Linked DNA regions of Homo sapiens: region 2 is linked to region 1. A link is a loop called in an ENCODE intact Hi-C map of the cell type or tissue named here. Cell type or tissue: heart right ventricle. All regions are shown on one strand. Each heading gives the region's core, and the rest is flanking DNA. Links, peaks and the distances in the headings are about the cores only.

Region 1 (11,482 bases), core at 1,629-9,628:
CTGGGAGCAGGTTCCAGGGAGAGCCTTTGGGAATGAGGAGGGATGGGGCAGCCAGACACAGAAAGGTCAATCCTGCAGAATAACAGTTGCAGGCAGAGCCTGGAGTTGTCAAATTCTGGGAGACGGAGGCAGAACGGGGACTGCCAGGGGCTGGGGGAGGGGAATGGGAGTCAGTTTAATGGGTGCAGAGCTGCAGTTTTGCAAAGGAAGTTCTGGAGAAGGATGGCGGTGATGGTTTTACAGCATTGTGACTGCATTTAATGCCACTGAACTGCTCACCCAAAAATGGTAAAAATGGTAAAATGTTATGTGTATTTTATCACAATACAAAAAATACCAAAAAGAAAATGCAAGCAGACAGTAGGGGCCTAGAGATAAACTAAACCCTCCCGCACCCCCAGCCCCTTCCTTCTGCAGAGGACAGAGGCGCTTGATCCTGGCCTCTAGTTTTCTGAGAGGAGGCCAGTTTGATTAAATCAATTCACACCTAGGCAGGCTCTCCAGGGAGGGGGTCCTGTTTAATCTAAATTACTCTCTGCAAGGTGCTCTTTCAGGCCTCTTGGAAGAGATATTTTTGTCCAGGGACCTTCCTGTTTCAAATAACATCCTTTGTGAGCCCTTCCTGGCTGGTCCTGGAAAGGTCAGTGAAGGGGCTGGCAGCCTCTGACTTCCTGTGGGCAGATTCCAGGAAGGGGCAGCAAGCCTGGCCGCTAGGCAGCCTGCAGCCTCCGATGGCTCCTCAGTGCTCCAAGAGCAAGCACCTGGCCGCAATTACCCCGCTGGGCACTCGGGGCTTCTGCAGGGGCACCTCAGCTGGGAATTAGGGGGAGGGGTGACCACCCCAGCAGCTGTGTCCCCACAGGGAGGGGGTCTGCGGAACCGGCCATCATTTACTGCACAGACCGTGTGATGGACATGAGCCCTCGCTGGTCTTCCAGGCCCACTGGCAGCGGCCCCTGCCTGGCCCTTGTGGCCACTCACTGTCCTGTCTCCAGAGACCCCACACCCAAGTGTGAGGGCCGAGTTCTCGGCCAGGTTCCCTTTGAAGAAGGGGTGATCCCTGGGCCCCCTGCGGCCTCCAGCTGCTGTCCCACGCAGGCTCTCTCCAGCCCTCCAGGCCCGGCCTGGCCGTGCCGACAGCACATGCTCCTTCCCCAGCCCCGGCCCGGTTGGTCCAGTGGTGCTGGCTGCTGCTGTGGGTGCTGCACTTCCTTCCTCGGATGCAGTAAACTTCACGTTTTGCCTCAGGACGTTCCGAATCAGCCATGGGAATTGAACACTGGTTTAAAGCCACATTGGTGTCATCCCTGCTTTCTGCCGCTCGGAGGCCTGTGCATGCGCAGCCGGGATGGCAGTGGCCCCTGTTTATTCAGACGGGCATTTCAGCAGGGCTGGAACTCAGAGACACACCTGGTTCTAGTCTTTGCTTCCTTGCCTGTAATTTTCTCACATGTCCCCACTGCAGCCTGGTGATCTGTTGGTCTGGAAGTGGTACAGGTGTTAATGGATAAATAGCTGTACTCAATTGTAAAGTGTGGTGCGGTCCGCTGGTTTGAGGGGTCATTTTCAAGGCGGGTGCCCACCAGGCTGCCTGCCTCACCAGCTCACCATGACCCAGCGTGACCTCACCGTGCCCTCCACCCAGCGTGACCCGGAGCTGAGGGCTCCTCCCGTTCCACAGTTGAATTCCTGCCCCCAAATTGTCATGATGATGCTGGGACCAAGAACAGGTGGGTGGGGGCAGTGGCGGCGGCCTGGGAGCAACTGGTTTAAAGCTGGAGTGAAAACCCTGACTCTCCAGGATCTCGTTCAAAGGGGCCACTCCTTGTCGGAGCTGCCCTGAGCTGCCCTGGCAGAGCAAGGCCCTGGCGTGGAGCCCGGGACGTGGGCCCCTGCCTTGTGGGAGCTTGGGCATGGCGTAAGCCCCAGACACCATCCTCTCCCGCCACCCGGCGCTGCGCCGGCCAACTTCCCCTCCCTGAGGTTGGCGGGTGCGTCCAGGTCCCCTCCCTGAGGTTGGTGGGTGCGTCCACGTCCTCTCCCTGAGGGTGGTGGGTGCGTCCAGGTCCCCTCTCTGAGGTTGGCGGGTGTGCCCCTCCCTGCAGGGCTGTTCGCCCCCTCCCTATTTCTTGGTTCTGGGCTGCAGTCTTAGAACACACTGGTGACAGCCGCCCGAGCCAGCCAGGGGTAGGAGGGCAGGGTGCCCAAGAGGCCAGGTTTCCCAGCGCCAGGGTGCCCAGGAGGCCAGGTTTCCCAGCGCCAGGGTGCCCAGGAGGCCAGGTTTCCCAGCGCCAGGGTGCCCAGGAGGCCAGGGTGCCAAGCGCCAGGGTGCCCAGGAGGCCAGGGTGCCCAGCACTCTGCCCGAGAGTGTCTGCTGGCCCCGGTGCAGCCACGGGTTTGCTGGTTGGTACTGAGGAAGGTGCAGGGCTTGCAGAGGGGACTGGGCAGGTCACATGTCTGAAGCTCAGCAGTGGGTGGCAGCGCTCTGGGTGAAGAAGCAGCACCAGGACACAGGGAGAACCCTGGGAAGGTCAGTGGAGGCGCATGCAGGACACAGACAGCTGCCGACTGAGTCGTGCCCCCAGATTCGCAGCTGAGGCCCAGCCCCAACGGGACTGTATCTGGAGCTAGGACCTTGAGGGAGGGACTTAAGGTTAAATGAGGTTGTGAGGAAGGCCCTGACCCAATAGGACGTGTCCTTGTAAGAAGAGAAAGCGACACCAGGGATGCGTGTGTGCAGAGGAGCGGCCGTGGGAGGACACAGGAGAAGCCACCGTCTGCGGGCCATGAATAGGCCTTGGGAGAAACCGCCCAGCAGCCCCTTGGTCTGGGACTTCCAGCCCCCAGGCTGCGAGGGAACAATTTCTAGTGTTGAAGCCCCCGCCCATGGCGCTTTGTTACAATTGCTGGAGCTGATGAGGCCGGTCTTACACTTGCCCCTTATCCGACAGGACTGGCACCAGCGCTGCGGGAGGTGGCGGGATGTCGGGAAGCTCCGGTCTTGGGAAATGCCACCTTCCGCAGGTGATCCTTGAGCTGCGGCTTCTGACCCTGCGGATGGAGGGGCATGTTGCCCAGGAGGCTGTGTTGGGGCCCTCAGGGAAGGAAGGCCCGTGTCACAGATGGAGCCGTAAGCTCTGTGGTGCCCGGCACGGGAACAAGCCTTCTTTGGCCGCCTCTCAGCCCCCGTTACCATGAATACCGGGGCCCGGGGCCTGGGGCCCAGGGCCCAGTGCCCTCCCAGGATGGAGAATGGGCCAGGAAAGTCCATTTCCTCTTCTGCTGACCTACTCCCCCTTACCTCCCCTGAGTTCTGAGCACGTTGCCCAAAGAACAGGGGCTCTGAGTGAGTTTGGGATTGGAGGGGAGGGGTGTGTATGGGGGGGGCAGCTGATGGTCACGGGTATTCTAGGGGGAAGATGTGGGGAGGGCCGTGAGCACCTCCTGCCTGGAGTTCTGGGCAGTGGCTCAGGAAGAGGGGAGGGGGACAGAGAGAGACACAGAGACAGAGACAGAGAGACAGGGAGACAGAGACAGCCAGACAGAGACAGCGAGAGACAGAGACACAGAGACAGAAAAACAGACAGAGACAGATGGACAGAGACAGAAAGAGAGACAGAGAGAGAGACACACACAGAGAAGCAGAGAACAGGGAAGAGAGGGGAGAGGGGAGAGAGGGGAGTGGGGAGGGGAAAGGGGAGGGGGAGGGGAGGGGGGAGTGGAGGGCAGAGAGGGGAGGGGACAGCGAAGATGAGAGAGTGAGGAGGGGAGAGGGGAAAGGGGAGAAGGGAGAGGGGAGACAGGAGAGGGTGGAGGGGAGAGGGGAGAGGGAAGAGGGGAGAGGGGAGAGGAGAGAGGGGAGAGGGGAGACGGGAGGGGCGAGGGGGGAGGGGAGAGGGGAGAGAGGGGACAGGAGACGGGGGAGGTTTTCTTCCTCCTGATTATGGGGGCACCAGGGCTTATAGGGCTGGGCTGCCCCTGCCCTGTGGAGCGTCTGGGCTCTGTATGGAGGGGCCCTGTCTGGGGCCCAGAGATGCTGCCAGGGGTGGCCGGGTGAACTGACTGCGGCCCAGTGCAGCTCTGGGGAGGGGAGTGGCCACCCTGACGCCACCTGCCCCGCCTCTAGCACCAGAAGCAAAGGTGGAGGCCAGGAAGCCCCGGGAAGTCCTGCAGGGCTGCAGGGAAGAGGGGTATCTCTAAGCAACAGCCACAGTTGGTGGCTGGGAGCACTTCAGACTCCACATGACCAGGTCTGATCCTGCCAGCAGCACCCATGATAATGGTGACTTGGGCAAAATGAAAGTTCACTTCTCCCTCACTAAGCATTTTGTTCTGAATTTGTTCATCTGTTGATCTGTCCCGGCGAACCCTCTTGTCTCTGCCTGAGTGTCCAGTGGCCTCTCTGCACCAACGGAGTTATTCCTTGTCCACGCTGTCCTATGCAGCAGCCACCGGCCACATGTGGCTATCGGCACTTGAGCTGTAGCTGCTGTGGCTGAGGACCTGGATTCTTCATTTTTTAAAAAAAATTTTAACTTAAATATAAACTTCAGTGACCACACAAGCTTAGTGGCTGCTGTCCCAGTGAGGTCTGGGTGCTGAGGACACAGTGGGGAAGACAGTCCCCAGGGAGCCTCCATCCCAGGAGATACAGAAAACAAGCCAGGGGAGAGCACAGAGAGGGAGGCAGGGACAGCTGTGGTGCCCGTGGCGGCTCTGGTGCCCATGGCGGCTGTGGTGCCCGTGGCAGCAGGGACGGCTGGGACAGCCAAGTTACAGGCTCAGTGACATCTCTCCATTAGGACTGGGAGAGGACTGGGGGTCCTACTGCCTAGCACTTGAGAATGTGATGGTATTGGGAGGGAGCTGTTTGCAGAGGTCATCAAGTGACAGCTCACAGGGGTGCATCCTAATTCAATATAACGGGTGTCCTTATTAAAAGGGGGAATTTGGACACAGAAATAGACACTCACAGAGCAGGGACGATACAGAGACACAGGGAGAAGCTGGGGCCTGCAAGCCAAGAAGAGGCCGGAACCGGTGCCCGCCTACAGCTCAGGGGAGCAGCCCAGCCACACACTGACCTGGGACTTCAGGCCCGAGGCTTCGAGACGTGTCTGTGGTGTGCACAGCCTGGCTGCACTCATTTCCACAGCGGCCCGAGCGTATTGGTATAAACGTCCCGTGTCCACCCTCCCCCTCAGCCTGGCTGCTCTGAACTGGCCCAGGCCCAGCTTGCCCACCTTGGCTGCAGCCCCCAACGGCTCTGCCTCATGCTGAGCCTCCCAAGGGGTTCCCCTCAGAACATTCTCCCATGGCGTGGTCACCTAGAAGCTACTCCGAGCTGTCATGCCGGTGCAGTGACCACATCCCTCCCCAGCCAGTGCTTGTCAATGGCCCTCCTGGGTGAATCTCCCTTCCCTGCACCCCCTCCGCCAGCCACCTGAGCCCTCCCCGGGGCCCTGGGCTCCGCCCTTGCGCCTCTCGTTGCCTGGTGAGCAGAGCTTTCTTGTCCCACTGGAGTAGAGAGCGTGGAGCCAGCGGTGCGAGTTCCTGAGCACGGGGAACTCCGGGATTGCTGGGCATGCTGGCACCGTCCTGAACCCCATCTCCCTGTTTACAGAATGACGCCTCCCTCCAGGGACAGCTGTGGGGAGGGGAAGCCAGCAGGGAGCACCCCCCCTCACCAGCAGGGGGCACCCACTCACCAGCAGGGAGCACCGCCTCGCTGGAGCTGCACCTGTTTCCTCCTCCCCTGCTTACCAGTGTCTTCCAGACCCGGTGGGGGGGAACAGAACCGAGGGAGATGGAGACGCAGGTGTGGCTGTGTGTGCAGATTGGCGGTCAGGATTCACCCGAGGGGCCATGGGGATCACATGCCTCATCGCCTGGGATGTGCTGGCTGGGGCAGGGCCACCTTTCTCAGGAGGGGGATCTGCCTGGGTTCCCATGGGGCCCTGCTCCCTGCATGCAGGTGGGCCGGGGCTGCAGCGGCTGGTACGAGACAGCCAGCCAGCGATGGGAAACAGCGTTTCTGGGGGGCCTTCTGAGGGCAGGACGGCGCCTCTGGGGTGCTGGTTGAGGCCAAGGCGGTGGTGCCTGGTCACCGACCTCGGAGCGTTTGATGCCCTGAGACCTGGGATGCTCTGGGAGACAGAGGTGCAGGCCGGGCGTGTCCTGACACCTTCCAGCATGTCCCGGCCTGGTCCGCATCTGTGACCACAGAGGTCTTCTTGGCACTTCTTGGGATCAGAGCCCTGAGGCCCATGCATCCGGAAACGCCGTTTGGAGATGTGGAAAGTCCCTTTTGACTCACAAAATCTGCCTTTGTCTCAGCAAGTGTCCCAGAACCGTGGGGACGTAGTGGCCCTAGACTGGGAAGTGGGGCTCGGGAACCAGATTCAGAATTACTCACCTTCCCCAAAGACACGGGGCCTGCCGGGAGGAGGGACGTGGGTCACAAAAGTGGGCCGTGGCCACCCCAGGGTCAAGCAAGCTCGCCGTGTGCACTCGGGGAAGGCAGGCTGTGCGGACGCCTACAGAGGAACATGGGGGCCACTCTGCCTCCTGTTTCCCGGCACCCACACCCGCTAGGGCCACTGCCCAAACAGTTCTCGAGGCAACCTCGGTTCCAGGTTCCGGCATGTGGCACCATTGCTGCTGTGTGGACACCACCCCTCAGAGAAGGCCAAGCCGGCAAGGCCCAGGCAGTGTCAACCGCCCCAGCTCCCAGAACCGCATCTGTCAGGCTGAGCCGCCTCTTGGTTTGGGGCCCAGGGCCCTCGTGAGGATGTAGCTGAGCACCAGCTGCATTTGCCTGGAGTGGTTCCTGCCTTCCAGGGGCTGCTCCCCACCAGGGCTGGGCTTGGGTGCAGGCACTGGGGCCGCACGTCCTGGGGAGATGCTGTTACCAGCGAGGGTCCCCCGCCAGGATCCCAGCCGGCTGCCGTGGAGGCCAAGGGCTCACACTTTCCCCCTTCCTCTTGCCTACGGACCATGAGGACTCAGCAGCCACCTGGTGGGCTACGCCCATGGGGATGAGGAGGGAGCCCAGCTGTGGGGACCATCGGAGGCTCCCAAAGTGCACCTGCTGCCGCCCAGAGCCCCCCCCCCACCCCAAGCTTGGGTGAGGGGCGACCCCTGCAGCTGTTTCAAAGTCAAGACTTCAGCTTGCTCTCCTTTCAGAGGCCTGGGTGGTGGGTGCAGGTCCAAGGCTTCTGGCCAGTGCCCTGGAGTCGAGTATCCCCGGCTCACCTCAGGGCACATGTTAGGACCCAGCATGTGTTAAGGACCTGGTAGAAAGCTGTGTGTTGCAGTTGAACAGACACCCTGGGGCTCCCACTGTGCACACAGGGCTGTGTCGGGCAGTGGGGCTTAGCTTCCTGGGCCTCTCTCTGGAGCCCAAGTCCTTCTAAGTTTGGACCTTGATCCTGTTTTGGTTTCAAGGTTTGTAGTAAACTAAACGGTGGCCTCCAAAGAGCTACATCTATGTCCTGATTCCTGGAACCCGAGAATATGACCTTATTTGGAAAAGAATCTTTGCATGTGGGGTAAAGATCTCCAGCTGAAGTCGCCCCAGTTTATGTGAGCGGGCTCTAAGCCCACTGGCAAATCAGAAACAGACGAGGAGAGAGGCACACAGAGGAGGAGGCCCTATGAGGTTGAGAGGTGAAGCCCGCTGGGCCTCTGGGTAGGGTGGGGACTTGTAGAACTTTTCTGTCTAGCTAAAGGATTGTAAACACACCAATGAGCAGCTCTGTGTGTAGCTAAAGGTTTGTAAATGCACCAATCAGCACTCTGTAAAAATGGAGCAATCAGCACTCTGTAAAATGAACCAATCAGTGTTCTGTAAAATGGACCAATCAGCAGGATGTGGGTGGGGTCAAATAAGGGAATAAAAGCCGCCCTGCCCTGCCCCACCCCGCCGGCAGTGGGTGGTGCCCTGGGGTTCATTTCAATGATGTGGAAGGTTTGTGTTTTTTTCCGCTTTTCCCCTTTTGCAATAAATCTTGCTGCTGCTCACTCTTTGGGTCCGTGCCACGTTTAAGAGCTGTAACACTGCAAAGATCTGGGACTTCATTCTTGAAGTCAGCATAAACCAAGAACCCACTGGAAGGAACCAACTCTGGACACAGCGTGACCACTTCTGAGAAGAGGAGGGGCGGGTGCCGGCGGCTATCCCTGCTCCAGGGTCACTCAGGAACCAGGAGCCCAGGAACCAGCCCGGCAAGAGAGACTGCTCCTTCTGCCACAGCTCACTGGACCCCCTTAGGGTGTCTTCCACAGCGCTGGCGCCGACATCCATGATTCTCCTCACAGTGCGCCAGGCCCCGGGGAGCTGGTGCCGGGGGAGGGGCAGATCCAGGCGCTTGTGCTGTCTTCTCCGCCAGCCAGACCAAGGGTTCTGATGACGCACCTGGGCGAGCAGGGAGGGCCTGACCTGCAGAGGCCATGTCCAGGAAGAGGAGCCCCGGCCCCGAATCGCCCAGATGTGTGGCCCAAGGACAGCCGTGCGAAGTCCTGGGGCGGGCCCTGTTTGCCAAGTCCAGGATGAGGCCATGGACATGAGTGGGGACCACCCGGAGGGGAACGGGGTCATTCAGTGCCTGCTCGGGGGGTCTGGACGTCCAGGCAGGTTGAGGAGGAGGGGGAAGGTGTGGACAACGGGAAGGGAAGGTGTAGCTGGAGCTGAAGGTGGTCTTCTAGCAGTGGGGACCCCCTGGGGCTGGGTGCGGTGTATTTGACGTCCCTGGCAGGTGCTGAGCTGTAAGGAAACAAGGTGGGGAGGCAGGCAGTCAGGGATGGAGTCCTGGCTCTCTGGGCCAAGGTTCTTTGTCATTCGTGGTCTGATCCTTGTCCTTCGGAGTCCTTGGTTTCTCGGGGCACAGATGGAGGGGGCTACGCAGGAAGTGGCTCCGGATCGTGCCTGGCCTCGAGTGCTCTGGGAAGAGGGCACAGGTGGCCCCGCCTGTGATGGGGGCATGAATCCTTGGAGTAGGGGCAGGGTGAGCTTGAGGGGGTGAAAACCCGGGACTGCAGCGGCCTCACTGTGGCTGGGTGTGGCTCTGTGCAGCCAGCTCTGGGCTGGGAAACACTGGCTGTAGACACACGTGTGTCTGCATGTGTGTCCTGGTGTTGGAGTGTGTGAGCACGTGTGTGTGTCCTGCTGTTGGTGTGTGTGCACATGTGTGTCCTGGTGGTGTGTGAGTACATGTGTGTGTGTCCTGGTGGTATGTGTGCACGTCTGTGTGTCCTGGTGTTGGTGTCTGAGCACATGTGTGCCTGCGTGTCCTGCTGTTTGAGCATATGTGTGCCTGCGTGTCCTGCTGTTTGAGCATATGTGTGCCTGCGTGTCCTGGTGTTGGTGTCTGAGCACGTGTGTGCCTGCGTGTCCTGGTGTTGGTGTCTGAGCACACGTGTGCCTGCGTGTCCTGGTGTTGGTGTCTGAGCACACGTGTGCCTGCGTGTCCTGGTGTTGGTGTCTGAGCACGTGTGTGCCTGCGTGTCCTGGTGTTGGTGTCTGAGCACATGTGTGCCTGCGTGTCCTGGTGTTGGTGTCTGAGCACACGTGTGTCTGCGTGTCCTGGTGGTGTCTGAGCATATGTGTGCCTGCGTGTCCTGGTGTTGGTGTCTGAGCACACGTGTGCCTGCGTGTACTGGTGTTGGTGTCTGACCACGTGTGTGCCTGCGTGTCCTGGTGTTGGTGTCTGAGCACACGTGTGCCTGCGTGTCCTGGTGTTGGTGTCTGAGCACACGTGTGCCTGCGTGTCCTGGTGTTGGTGTCTGAGCACACGTGTGTCTGCGTGTCCTGGTGTTGGTGTCTGAGCACGTGTGTGCCTGCGTGTCCTGGTGTTGGGGTGTGTGCACATGTCTGTGTGTCAGTCGTGTCTCATGTCTTGGTGGGTGTCAGGAGGAGTCGTGATTTCTCGGAGCTGGGTTGGAGGGACAGTGGAGTGTTTCCCTCTATTGCACGGATGGTTCCTTGGGAGGACAAAGCCGCACAGCAGTGCCTGCAGGAGCAGAGACGGCCACGATTCTCCCTCCTCCTGTGGCCTCTCCGCAGTCTCCTCTTCCATGGCCTCTGAACCTTCTCATCAGCAGCTGTTTGCTTAAACATGGGAATCTCAGCATGAATCAAGGGGCAATGTGCATCCGTGTCCTCTGGACCCGAGCCAGGCCTGGAGATGGTGTGCTGCTTACCCCTGCACCCCGCAGGGCCGACGAGGCCACCATTTCTGTGGGAAACTTACAGGATGAGCAGGGAGGTTGAGGGAAACGGGGAGTGCGTTTTGGATGTGGGGATGGTGCAGTCCAAGCTGGCACTGTTTGTCAAACTCTTGAAGATATTTTTGGAAAACCCACCAGCTGTGAAACTGCACTCCTCTGCAAGAGACCTGGTGTGTTCCTGCCCTTACCAGGGCGAGGGACTTAAGCTGAGCCTTCAGTAAACCCTGAATGGGATGTTTGTCTTTCCAGGAATATCGTCACACTGTCACCACTCATGCACGCACCTGAAGCTGCGTGTGGCATCACTTTGCACATGTTCACACTTACAGAAATGGCACTAGGGGTAAGCACCGCCCTAGACTTGTTTTGGAGCTGTCTTTGTACCCCTGTGGCGACTTCAACCCTGGGACCAGCATCATGTATCTCCATGGCCACCCTGGATCCCGGGGCAGCAGGGCTGGGGACGAGGGCCGCAGGTGACATCACCCACAGTTGACTGCACCTGGGCTGGAGCGAGAATGGCTAGTGTTGAGGCATTTGTCCAAGGCCCTGGAAACGGGCCTAGTGTTGAGGCATTTGTCCAAGGCCCTGGAAAACGGAGCATGGTGGTTGTGTGTGGTTGACTTCCTGGGTCCTGGGAACTCCCTCTGCCTGTTTAGTCAAAATCTCACAGGCTCAGCTGCAAATGCACCTTTCAATTTCCTTACTAGGAAGGTTCTGGCTGGCCCCACAGTCTTTCCAGATGTTTCTCCTTTCATTTTCCATCTACTCATCCCCATCTTACAGATGAGCAAACCGAGGCTCAGGAAGGTGAATGTCTTTTGTTTGAGATGGAGTCTTGCCCTGTCGCCCAGGCTGGGGTGCAGTGGTGAGATCTCGGCTCACTGCAGCCTCTGCCTCCCGGGTTCAAGCGATTCTCCTGCCTCAGCCTCCCGAGTAGCTGGGATTACAGGCCCCCGCCACCATACCCAGGTAATTTTTGTATTTTTGGTAGAGACGGGGTTTCACCATGTTGGCCAGGCTGGTCTCGAACTCCTGGTAATCTGCCCATCTCAGCCTCCCAAAGTGCTGGGGTTACAGGGATGAGCCACCGCGCCTGGCCGTGCCCTTCTTTTTTAAGGTGGAACAACATCCCGCTGTGTGGACCGACTTGTTTTGTTCATGGCTTTATCTGCTCACCACCTCTCGGGCTGATTCTGCCACCTGGCTGTTGTGGGTAGTGCTGCTCTAATCACGGGTGTGCAAATATCTGTTC
Region 2 (11,482 bases), core at 1,425-9,424, 130 kb after region 1:
AGAAGTAGGATAGGGTCGGCTCTGCTATCCTTTGTGGGAACGAGGATGAGGTCGGCTCTGTTATCCTTTGTGGGAAGGACGAGGATGAGGTTGGCTCTGTTATCCTTTGTGGGAAGGAGGATGGGGTCGGCTCTGTTATCCTTTGTGGGAAGGAGGATGGGGTCTGCTCTGTTATCCTTTGTGGGAAGGAGGGTGAGGTCAGCTCTGTTATCCTTTGTGGAAAGGAGGATGGGGTCGGCTCTGTTATCCTTTGGGGAAACGAGGATGAGGTCGGCTCTGTTATCCTTTGTGGAAAGGAGGATGGGGTAGGCTCTGTTATCCAAAAACAGCTGCTGTAGCTCTTGTCACGTCCCCCTTAGCGGATGTGAGAGGCCTCGTCCTGGAAGTACATCCACGCAGGACCACGGCCTTAAGGGCAGGTGGGAGCCCTGGAGGGTCCTGCCAGCTACCGACGTGAGTGCCTCACGGAGAACCTCACTGGAGACAGCAAGGAGGGACCCCCGTTTCCATCGGCCTCTGGCAAGGCTCTCAGTCTAAATCCGCCAAGACACTTACCATTAAAATAATCTCCAATTTGAATGTTTGTATTACAATATTTCGTGCTTTTTAGCTTCTCTGATTTTGGTGCGCAAAACTATTTACGATTTCCTTGGAAAATTCTGCAGAACAAAAGGAAAACAAACCCTCCCCCTCCAGCTGCCAAGGGCTGGCCATCACCACCAGTGAATTCCAGCTCTGCGCAGGACAGGATCGAACAGACCCAATTTGTTTCACGCCAGCGTGAAAGGCTGCCAAAGGGTGCCCTGCCAAGTATTTGCCAACATGAAAGCAGATTAAAGCTCCCATCAGCCAGCATGGGTGCAGCTCGCCGTGAGAGCGGATCGGGGTCTCTGCAAGGCTCCTGTCCCAGCAGGTCCAGGCTTCGCAGTCCAGAGGCGGCAGCCAGGTCAGCACCGTGTGTCCCTCCAGGCCAGCACCACGAGCTCCGCCCCACGCTGGGGAAGTGTCCGGTGTGGGGGGGGATCCTGCTACCTGGGCAGACCCCTCTCACACACCGCGCCTTCTGCTCCCCATGGTTCCGGCGTTAACCCAGCAGCCCCACAGGAAGGGCTCCTTCCGCACCTCCAGGGACAGCTGACGGTCATGATCTGTGACAGACGACGGCTCAGAAGGTGGCAGAGACTGAAAGCTCTGGAGCCCTTGGAACTGATTAGGGGTCCTGGGCTCGGGACCCCTCCCCATGTTCAGGAAGGCAAGTCCAACAGGAGAGGGGCCACGGCTGGTAAGACCTGTGAGAGGACGGAGCCACAGGAACCCTCCAGCATGAATGCCCCAGGACGCAGCACAGGCCCCCTCGGGTTCCACACATGGACAGGCCGATCTGCAGTCCTGCTGGGAGCAGCCCACCCTGAAATGCTGGCGGCAGCATGTGCGGGCAGGACCGCCTCTAAATGCTGACCTCACCCCAGCAGTGGCTCCTGCTTCCTCCTGCTTCCTGATGCTCCTGAGGCTTCCCCAACTCCCTAGGGGTGTCATAGGCCTTTCGTCATAACCCAGGGAGTTTCTGATGCAGGCATCTGTCTGAGAGCCCTGCAGGAAGGACATAGGGCTCAGCCTTCAGAGCTCCAGGGACCCAGTGATCTGGCAGGTAGCTGTCTACAAATTCTGGGGTAGGCTGGGCAACTCCAAATTCAGGTGTGTCTGGCTTCAAGAACTACCGCTTCCGTAAAGTGTGGCTTTGCCAACTCAAGAACAGCAGCCAGGAGGCCAGAGGCTTCCTCTCTACAGGAAGGACGGTGGACCCCACTCCCACCCACTGGCCTCTGCTCCCACCACACCTGGCCACGCCAGGGAGGCTGTGGGCACTGCCAACCAGTGAGAGCTTGCTGACAGCTCAGATGACTGTGCAGTACGAATCAGGCCCACAGCATCTTGGCACAAGCTCACGGACTCACGCACCCCTCTGGCTTGCAGCACCCCGGCACTTGGGGCAAAAGGCCAGGAAGGGGCCCGGCCACACCTGGCTGCTCTCCAGGTGGCCCTCGCTGCCTGGCCTTATGGAGCGTGGAGCTGTCCCTTTTGTCTTTCCTCACAGGACCACAAGGGGAAGCAGGTGGCCCAGGCACGAGGGATGTGGCCAGGCTGTGAGTGGCAGCACCGGGTCCGAAGCCGGGTCCAGAGGCTGTCAAGCCACCATGCAAGCCGCCTCTGCTAACGATGGGATGACAGAAACCTGGTGCTGGCGAGGGGGCCACACGTAACACGGCCATATGGTGGCTCCCAACTATGGTCTTTGACTAGGACTTCATTCACAGCCTCTGTCGGGGCTGACCAAGTGGGTATCCCTTGGCCGCAAAGCGGGGGTGGAGGACAGGAGCCCTTGGCCCAGACTCCTGGCTTCCTGAGAAATAGAAAGAGCCGAACCCCCAACCCTAGCCTAGACAGGACAGTGGCAAGGTGTGTGTTTCCCCCAGTCGGGGCCTGGACCTGGGGTGGCCATGGACTTACTGCCAGCTCTGAACAAGCGGTGCCCACCCAGGGGCAAAGGAGAGCCAGCCACTCCTACAAGGCAGATGAAACTGCATTTCCAATCTCACCATCACCTTGCTGCTCACACGGGAGGCATGCACAGCAGGGGCCCAGGGCACCGAAGGGCACTCGTGGATGGGTACTCGAGACGGCCCTGCCCTTTCTGGCACAACTGCCTTGGCCGGCACCAGCCACAGTTCCCGCGGCTCCCAGGAGTCGCGTGTGCGTCTGATGGACCCCCAACACCCTAATGCAGGCATACGGCGGCCCAAAGCTGCAGGGCTGATGATTGGTTTCCGAGGATTGCAAACCAGCCTGGGTTTTTTAAGAAAAGGAAAGATGTAAGCTCTTTAGCCAAAACAAGATGAAAACCTCAAAGGAATTCAAATTACTCAGCCACAAGTAGGAAGGAAGGAGGACGGAGCAGCACCAGGCTTCCCATGGTGGTTCAGCCCACTGAGGAGAACAGGGTGCAGCCACCTGTCTTCTTTCACCTGCAGAAATCTAAAACTTCAGCTCATTCAGCAGCAAAATGGGCAGTTTTAGCTTCAGGAAGCTGTTTTGGAAGTCCAGGGGTGACAGCTGCCCCAGATGGCCTCGTCTGTGAAACCCCCAACTCTAGCCCAAGGCCCTGTGGCAGGGACGCTCTGTGCTCCAGGGCCTCCATCCAGACACCTGCCTGGTCCATGTGCAGGGCTTCTCAGGATGCACTTCACAGACACAGGGGCCGACACTGAGAATGCACATCTGCACTGTCCAGGTACAGTGACCCGAGCGGGCAGGACCACGCCACTGGCCAGCCTCCGGCCTCCACCATGGGCAACACAGATCCACTGGCCCAACCTCATGGCCAGGCACCGGCAGCAGCCTCTCCCAGTCAGCACGCTCTCCCAGTCAGCACCCCAGAGCCCCTGCTGCAGGACAGGGGATGCCTGCGGCTTGGTGGAGAGCTTGGGCGCACACACAGCCCTCAGTGGGCCCAAGGCCCAGGCTGGCACAGAAACTACATACATGGTATCCAACCCGTCCTATGGCTCTCAGGTGCTGGGCATCAGGTGTCATGCCCAGAGGTGACCTCGACGCCTCCCACAAGGGGGGATGACCAGGTGGCCTGGCAACTCCCTTCGGTTCCCTCTGTGCCTGAGCCTCTGTGCATGTCTGTGCTGGCCTCGCCACATGGCTGGGCCACATCCCAGGGTAGGAACACGGCTGCCTGTATCCAAGGGCCAGGCACACAGAGGGCACCAAAAAGAAAGCAAAGGGCAGCCATGACACACTGCAGCTGCCGCCGGCTCTGACACAAAGCCCCACATGGGCCTCAGCTCCATGAGGACACAGGGTCCCGGAACATGAGTCACAGAAGACAGAAGGTTGGCCCTCAGAGTCTGTGCTGGAGGCATCCCCAGGCACCCCTGCTCCCTTTGGAAGCTGCCATTCTCCTGGACATCTTGGAGTGGCTTGCACCCCCAAATGCAGAGCTGGGTGGACTGGGCACCCACAACCTCTCCTTCTGTGTGGCACGTGGCCGAGCACCAAGCAGAGTATGGTCCACACTGCCTTGTCTCTGGGCGCACGTGCACTGGCCCGAGTCTCTCCTGCAAATGTGTATCTTGCCCCCACCCTGCATCTCTGTGTTGATGCGGTAGCGTCCAGACTGTGCTTGAAGCCATGAAGAATTTTCCAGGATCTTCTACAAGAAACTGCTCCCACTGACCAAGAACTGGGCATCCCACTGCCACATCCAGCTCTCTGGACCCACAGAGGACAGGTGAGCGCTGGCTCCTGGGTGGCCAGGAGGGGCAGGGAAGGGGCAGGGAAGGGGCAGCCCCACCCCTGCCTCTGGGGGAAGGCCAGCTGCAGGCATATGAGCCTCTGGGGCACTGTGGCTGGTTCCAGTCGGAAGGCGTCAAGCCATGTAGTGGGGCTGAGCCCAGTTCCCGTGAGCAAGGCCATGCTGAGGGCAGATGGAGTTTGCTGCTGGAAGCCAGAGGCCAGTGCAGGTGAAGGCCTGGGCCCTGGCCTGGAGCTCAGCCCTGGACAGAGCCAGCAGGTCTTACGACTGTGGTCCTCCTGGCTCCCTTCCAGGAAACATGTACCATGTTGGCACACTCAGAAGGGCCGTGGCATGGGGATGGGACTGGCGAGTGCCTCCTGTAAGCTGGGACCTGCCCTAGACGGGCCACTCAGAGCCGTGCCTGCTGCCTCCTGCAGATGTGGGCAAGAGCCCCCCGTGCAGGCCAGGGCCACGGCCTCCTCCACGCACTGGCTGGTCTGTCACGAGTGTTCGCTACAATGCTGCCTCTGGAGTTAGCCCCAGCGCACCCTTCCTCAGCACTACTTCATGGAAGCCTGTGCTCCATTCACAACAACATTCCAGTTAACAGTGACTCTTGTCTTCAGAACCATTTTCCGCCAGCCTCAGGGAGCGCTGTAGAAATTAAAGCTAGTCTCGCAGACCAGATGGTGAGGGTGAGTGTGCAGGGGCAGCCTGTTCCCAGGCCTGAAGCCATCCTCCCTGCAGTCACTACCACTTGGAAAAACAGCCACACAAGTGCACTGCCACCATGGCACCACTCCTCACCCACGCACATCCCCAGGGACTCCGGATCCCTCACAATCCACTCTCCAGACCTTCACGGCACCGTCACCAGTGATCCCATGGCCCTAGCCCTTCAGGGACACTCGGTGATGAAGCCGTGCGGGTCCCGCCAAAAGCAAAGTGTGGCGCTCCGCAGAGTCGCCAGGGAGAGCCACGTCGGGGGTGCAGAGACACACCTGTCTGGGAAAGTGCTGCTGTTGGTGTTTTCAGACACGTACAGAGGCAGGAGCCAGCATTGCTCACAGGGAATTAATAATAGCCAATCTCATTTGTGTTATTTTGGGGGCTGGGGAGAGAGGGTAGGTCGGAGGTCTTGGCTCTTAGTGCGCCCAATCTCCACAGGGTTCTCTGCCACCGTTCTGTGGCACCCAGGATGCCTCGCACGGAACCAGGAGGTGGACTTTGGAGAAGGGAAGGAGTGAGTCCCCTCGCTGGCCCCAGCCAGGCATCACAAGGGGTGCCCTGGGTGACCCAGGACTGGCCCTCCTCAGTGGATACCACCTGGGAGGACAAGGACGATGGGCGAGGCTCTGGACAACACAAAAGAAGAAGGTGAGAGCCAGAGGGACACTTCGCTGTGGTGGCCTGCGACTCTCCTGGACGTCAGTAGGATCTGTCGCAGGGGGAACAGCTGCCAGGTGAGAGGAACAGCAATGTGGCAGGGAGGGCACTTGGCCAGGTGAGGGCGCACCTGGGCCCTGGGGTCTCCATGCCAGGTGGGAGGAGTCATGGCCAGAGGCGGAAAATACAGAAAGGCAGCACTTTTGTCTGAAAGCTGAAATGTATTTAATTCACAGGACAGCCTTTGATTCTGAGTTTGTTCATTTTAACTTAGAAAGGAGTTTTCTTTCATGAAATGATGGCAAAATTAGAAGGTAACAATCCAAGCAAGCCCCAATTCCCAAGCTATTCTCTAAAGAAAATGTCCCAGTGTAGAGTGGCAGGTCTAAACGCCCACGAGCAGCCCTCACGCTGACATCGTAGTCACATGAGGAGCACCTGCATTTTCCAGAGCGCACTGGCCTTGCCCCATGGCCCTGGGAGCTGCACTTCATGGTGAGGGCGCTGGCTCAGGGATTTTAAGGTTCATGGTGCAGCGCCTCCCAGGGAGAAGGCTCCAGGCCAGTGGGCCAATGGACAGGGGCCGGCCAAAGCCCTGACCACGAGAGAGGTGAACGCCCGCCCACCCCAGGTGCTCACATCACTGACTAATCATACCAGGAGCACCTGGCTGCTAAGTGGCACCATCCACTCACCAGCAAGCCCCTGTGCAAATGTAACTGGCAGAGAGAGCCAGATTGGGGCGGGGACAGCTCCCTGGATGACCTCACCCTGGTCTCCCTGTCCCGGATAGAGGCTCACAGGACCACCCAACTTACTGTACCTTACAGCGTGCTTCCCACCATCACAGGCGTTAGATGGTCACTCTCAGGAAGCACCAATCCTAACTCTATTGCATGTTAATTTCCAAGCAGACCTAAGCCCCTTCTCAAGACAGAGCTGCAGAAAATGTCTCCAAACACACCCAGAACTTTTTTTAATCAACTGCCAGAACAATGTCTTTCCAAAAAGGAAACTGATTGCGTGACCCGGCATGTTCTGTGTCTGGGGACCTCTGGGGACAGTGGGGGAGGAAGCAAGGGGCAAGTGTGGGCCTGGCCACCTGGTGGGGCTGTCTGCACCGATACAGTTCACACTGACACTGATGACCATCAAATGTTAGCTTTCTCACGCTCAGCAAACATGCAGGTCTAATTTACCCCAGGCCCTTCCAGGGCCCCAGACCTGGACAGTTCTCTGCTCCTGGACATAGCACCTTCCTCACCCACCCTCAGGGCCGCCTGGCTCTTGAGCCAGCCTTGCAGTCTCTGCAGCCTTGCCACAGCTGTGCAGATGTCCCTCTGTCTCCTGAGCCTCTAGCAGGCCTGTGGTCACCCCTCCCAGAGATGGGAGGCACCGAGGCCTCTGACTCTGGCCATGTTTGCTGATTGAGCACTGAGGCTATGACCAGTGATGCCCCAGGTCTGTAGCTCCCACCCCTCCTCCAACTCCTCCAGCTCATCCAGCCGGGGTACTGCATTCCCGCTCCCCGGGACCCCCAGCCCGGGACGTCTAGGTCCAGCCCCTCCCACTCGCCCAGCTCCTCCAGCCCGAAACATGGAGCCCCCACACGGCTCCCAGCCTAGGACAAGGAATTCCGATTCCCCTACCCGCCACTCAGCATGGGACACTAGCAAGGGCTCGCCCCACGGGAGCCCCAGACGTCGTGGAGGCTGGGGAGAGACTGGCTCTCCTGGCCCCCGGTCACTCGTGCGGCCATGGCGGCCCACGTCTCGCCTGTCCGCGGGCGGGCACCAGGAACAGCTCTGACACCGCTCCCCGCCCCCGGGCGGGTGCGCAGCGCGACCCCAGCCTCCGCCCCGCCGCCTACCTGCTTGTCCCGCGCGCGCCGCTCCGCTTCCTCCGCGCCTTTGCGGCCGCTCGCGTACGCGGACGCCACGAAGCTGTCCCCTGCGGTCCGGGGGCGGACGCGCGGGAAACCCGCACCGAGGAGGGAAAGAGACGCGCCGTGAGCCCCGCGGGCGCTGCGCCTTCGCTGTGTCCCCATCGCCTGGAGACCGCGCAGGGGCAGGCGTGGGGGTCCCGCGCGCTCCTGGAGACCCGCGGCCCCGTCCCCCCACTGCTGGCTCCAGGGCAGGACGCGCGCGGGCTCCTAGCTCTGAGGGTCCCGGGCCGGGTCGCCGCCCCCCGCCCCGCCCGTCGGCTCGCCCGCTCACCTTCCGGGCTCTCTCTCCGCTTGCGGGCGGCGGCGGCTGCGGCACGGCGGGACGCGGGGAGAGGAAAACGACAGTGAGAGGCGGCCCCACGCCCGCCCGCCCGCCCTCCCGCCCTACCGGCCCGCGGCTCACCGTGCTTCGACTGCAGTTTCCCCATCGCCGCCGCCACGCCCCGCCGGGCCCCGCGCTCAGGTGCAGGGCTGAGTTCTGAAGCCGGGGCCGGGAGCCCGCGGGGGCCGCATGGGCCGGGAGCAAGCTAGGGTGCCGGTAGGAGGTGAGGGAAGATGGCTCCACGCCGCGCGGGGGCCGGGGGAGCCAGGGGGCGCCAGGTACGGCCGCGGGGCGGAGGTGGGGGGCCACCGGGCGCAGGGCGCGGGGACAGCGGCGGCAGCGACGGCGGCCCGGCTCCCTCTGAGCGCGTGCGCCCGCGCCGGGGCTTTAACCGCGGCCCCCGCAGCGCCCCCGGCGGCCGCTGCCCGCAGCGCATCGGCCTCGACCCCCGTTCCCAGCCTGGAGCCCCACCAGCGATGAGGACCCGGCCCGGCCACCTGTGGGGGCGGTCAGGTGCTGCAGCGGAGCCTGGCGGGAGTCAGCTCCGACCCCTCACCAGGCCGTCCTGGGTCAAGGGATCCCCAATTCCAGAGGAGCCTGAGGGCACCTCCCTTTGAAAGGGAGGACCCGCCTCCCTTGGCTGCTGGAGAGGGGGTGGGGGTGTGGGCAGCCCAAAGGGGGGTGGTATCCGGCAGGACTAGATCCCCGCCCTCTCCTGGCGCTCCAAATTGATGAAGAACCAGCGTTGGCCCCCCCCGGCCCCGGCTGGAAGGGCCCTGCACCCCCTCACTTTGTCCTTGGTTTGAGCAGGGTCTCCTCCGACCTGTGCCTTGAGGGTGTTGGAGCCTCCCAGGAGCCCCAAGCCTGGCCACCTGCGCTGCCTCCTCCACGTGTCCAACTCAGTGGCTTCAGCTGCTACCTCCCTGGCCTCATCTCAAGCTCCTCCAGCTGGCTCTGGAGACCCGTCCCTCAGTACCCTTCACTGGACCCCCTCTCTGCCTCCTACCCTGCTGGGTACCTCAGGGCTCTCTTCCTTATTTACCTTCAGAGGAACCTTCTTCCCTCACTTCCTCCTGGAACCCTAACTTGCTCCTGTTTCTGGGACATTTCTCCCTTCCCTACCCATGACTCTCCTCCCTGCCACGCCCTGTTGCATTGATACATTGTATCTCCCCAGCCTTTCAAGAGCTAGCTCAGCATTTTCCCCACGGGCTGTTGCCACGCCCACGTCTCCAACCTCAGTGGGTGACCCCACCTTCTGCCAGGGCAGCTCCCGTCCCTGGAGTTGGAGCTCCGAGGCTGGCGGTGCGGGACCCCTCACCTGCCCAGCTCCGGCCCTGCCAGGCCTCCGCTAAGCTGGCCCAGGTCCCACCCGGTCTCTCTGTTCCCACTCCCCTGGCTGGAGCCCTGTCTCACAGCTGAGCAGCGCAGCTCCGCGGCTGCCCAGTGCTGACTTGCACCTCTGGAGCTGACGTCCAGCCAAGCCCTTTCACTCCAATTACTGCCTCCCATTCTCAGACCATCCTCGGGGCAGATGCCGCCATCACACGATTTTACAGAGGCCTAGGCTGCTCAGTGGCAAAACGGAAAGTTAAACCAGAGGCCCGCCCCCCACCCCAGCAGCCTCCCCTGCTGGCTGTCCGCAGATACATGAGCTGTGGGCGAGCACATGAACAAGGGCACACGGACCCTCCTGGGAGTAGTCTTGCCTGCGAGCCATTCCCACCATCCTCTGAAGAACCCTAGTGGAGGGGCCACTTCCTGCAGGCAGACAGCTCTGGCACCTGGTAGCAGGGTTGCACCCGGCCAGGCCGTGCCTGCGATGGGCTCAGAGCGCCCTTGTGTATAGCGTCCAGGCGTCCAGATTCAGGGCCAGGGCCACCCTCCCAGGCTCTTTCGGCCCCTCCTCTCTCCCTTGCGCTACCCCAAGTGGACTTTAACTCCCAATTTGGAAGGTAACAATGCCATCTTCTGTGGTCTCAGGGTCCTAGTGAGTGTGTGAGGATGATAGTGTTACATGTTATGCAAAGTAGCACAGCCTGAGGATTGCAGCCCTTCCCGTGCCTCTAAATCCTGCCCTTACATGAGGACCGATGAGCCACCCTGGGTGAAGATCTGCTGGTGGGCTCGTGTCCCCTGTGTGGCTGGGAGCCTTGCCTCACACATGCATGGGCCCTCCTCCCAAGACCCCGAGAAGGTCCCACTGGGGGAGGTTGGCTGAGGTGCCCCAGCCAGGTGGGGAAGGGCCATTGTGTTTCACTCCTCTGCTGACTGAGCTCTGGTCCTTGCTAAATGCAGATGTCAGGAGGTCTGGGGGAGGAAGTGTCCTGGGAGGACAGGTGGAGGTGGGGGGTGGGGGCGGGCCATGGCACCAACCCCACACCCTACAGGGTGCCCAAGCTGGAGGAGCCCATGAGGCTGGGCCTGCACTGGCTGCCGTGCCCTCGCACCCACCTTGTCACTTGGAACTAGGCACATGCAGAGTCCAAACAGCAGAAACTCCCCATGCACTCCAGTGAACCTGAGTTACTAGGCAAAGGTTTTACATTTATTCTTTAGCAGCTTTATTGAGATACATACAATTCAGGGGCCCTACAATTCACCCATGAAAGTACAGACCATCTCCATCCATCCCAGGCGGGACGCCGCCAGCACACAAGGCGCACAGCTTGACCCTCAGCCCCACTGACTGGCAGATCAGGGCTGTGTGTCCTCCTCCCACTGGGCTCAGACAGTGTCCTGGGAGTCCTCTGAGGTAGAGGAATGGGATCCCCCAGGGCTCCTCTGAGTGGGAGCTGGAGAGTGAGAGCAGCCGATTCACCCATTCCTTCCCAGAGGGTCCGGAGTTCCCACCCAGCAGGACACGCCTGACCCTCACCTCGCGTGTCCTCAGGGCATTCCCCCGGGTGGATCCGCAGTGGGGGTTAGGGGCACTGCAGAGCTGAATCTGTACCCCACTGTCAGCTCAAAGGGCAACCCTAAGTGGCCCCTACGCCTCCAATGCCCACTGGACTCTTTCCCCTATGACCATCTCTCCTGGGTAGGGCAGAGCCGGCCTGGGGTTGTTCTAGAGCTGGAGTCACCAGCTCCAGGCCCTGCAAACCTGACCCCCATGCCAGTTCACAATCCCTTTGCATAACATGTAACACTATTATCCTCACACACTCACTAGGACCCTGAGACCACAGAAGATGACATCATTACTTTCCAAATTGGGAGTTAAAGTCCACATGGGGTAGTGCAAGGGAGAGCCCCTTGAGATGTCTGCATCACAGAGCGGCCTGGTCCCCTCAGCCATTCCAGGAGGAAGGGGTTCTCTTTGCTCCCCTTGACGTTCCCTTCTGGCGTGTGCATGCCTTTGCCCTCTGCGGGGCCAGTGGGCACCCACCATGCTTTCCCGGTGCTGCCTCAGTGGTGGCTGCCGCGAGATGCCCATCTACTTTTCGTGGAGGCCTCGGGACCAGTGTGGTTTGCTGGACGCTCTCCTCACGTGATGCCAGCCCGGCGTGTCCTCTCCTGGGCCCGT

What was found. Peaks named below come from ENCODE experiments on the same cell type or tissue, not always from the same donor. Only the 100,000 strongest peaks of a DNase experiment are listed, where the experiment ranks them.
Region 2: it touches region 1 in a loop (2.1-fold over the local background); 43 of 110 quality-filtered maps call a loop at or near these places.

What each region holds. Positions count from the first base shown.
Region 1 is chr5:1,134,699-1,146,180 of GRCh38, reverse strand. It overlaps a transcript of SLC12A7 not described here. Among named protein-coding and RNA genes, the nearest start is that of SLC12A7, 28 kb to the right of the region's middle. RefSeq lists enhancers at 4,844-5,687, 8,479-9,011. In heart right ventricle, for the core only: a CTCF peak has its summit at 5,688 (motif pointing right); a DNase peak (open chromatin) is centred at 5,700.
Region 2 is chr5:1,005,638-1,017,119 of GRCh38, reverse strand. NKD2 (NKD inhibitor of Wnt signaling pathway 2) reads right to left here and starts at 8,318. Exons shown (of 10, transcript NM_033120.4): 1 at 8,038-8,318; 2 at 7,906-7,941; 3 at 7,560-7,639. The coding sequence starts at 8,062. RefSeq lists enhancers at 1-181, 8,291-9,056, 9,057-9,822, 10,976-11,482. In heart right ventricle, for the core only: CTCF peaks have their summits at 5,820 (motif pointing right), 6,798 (motif pointing right) and 8,416; DNase peaks (open chromatin) are centred at 8,409 and 8,672; H3K4me3 peaks cover 2,263 bases; H3K27me3 peaks cover 2,615 bases.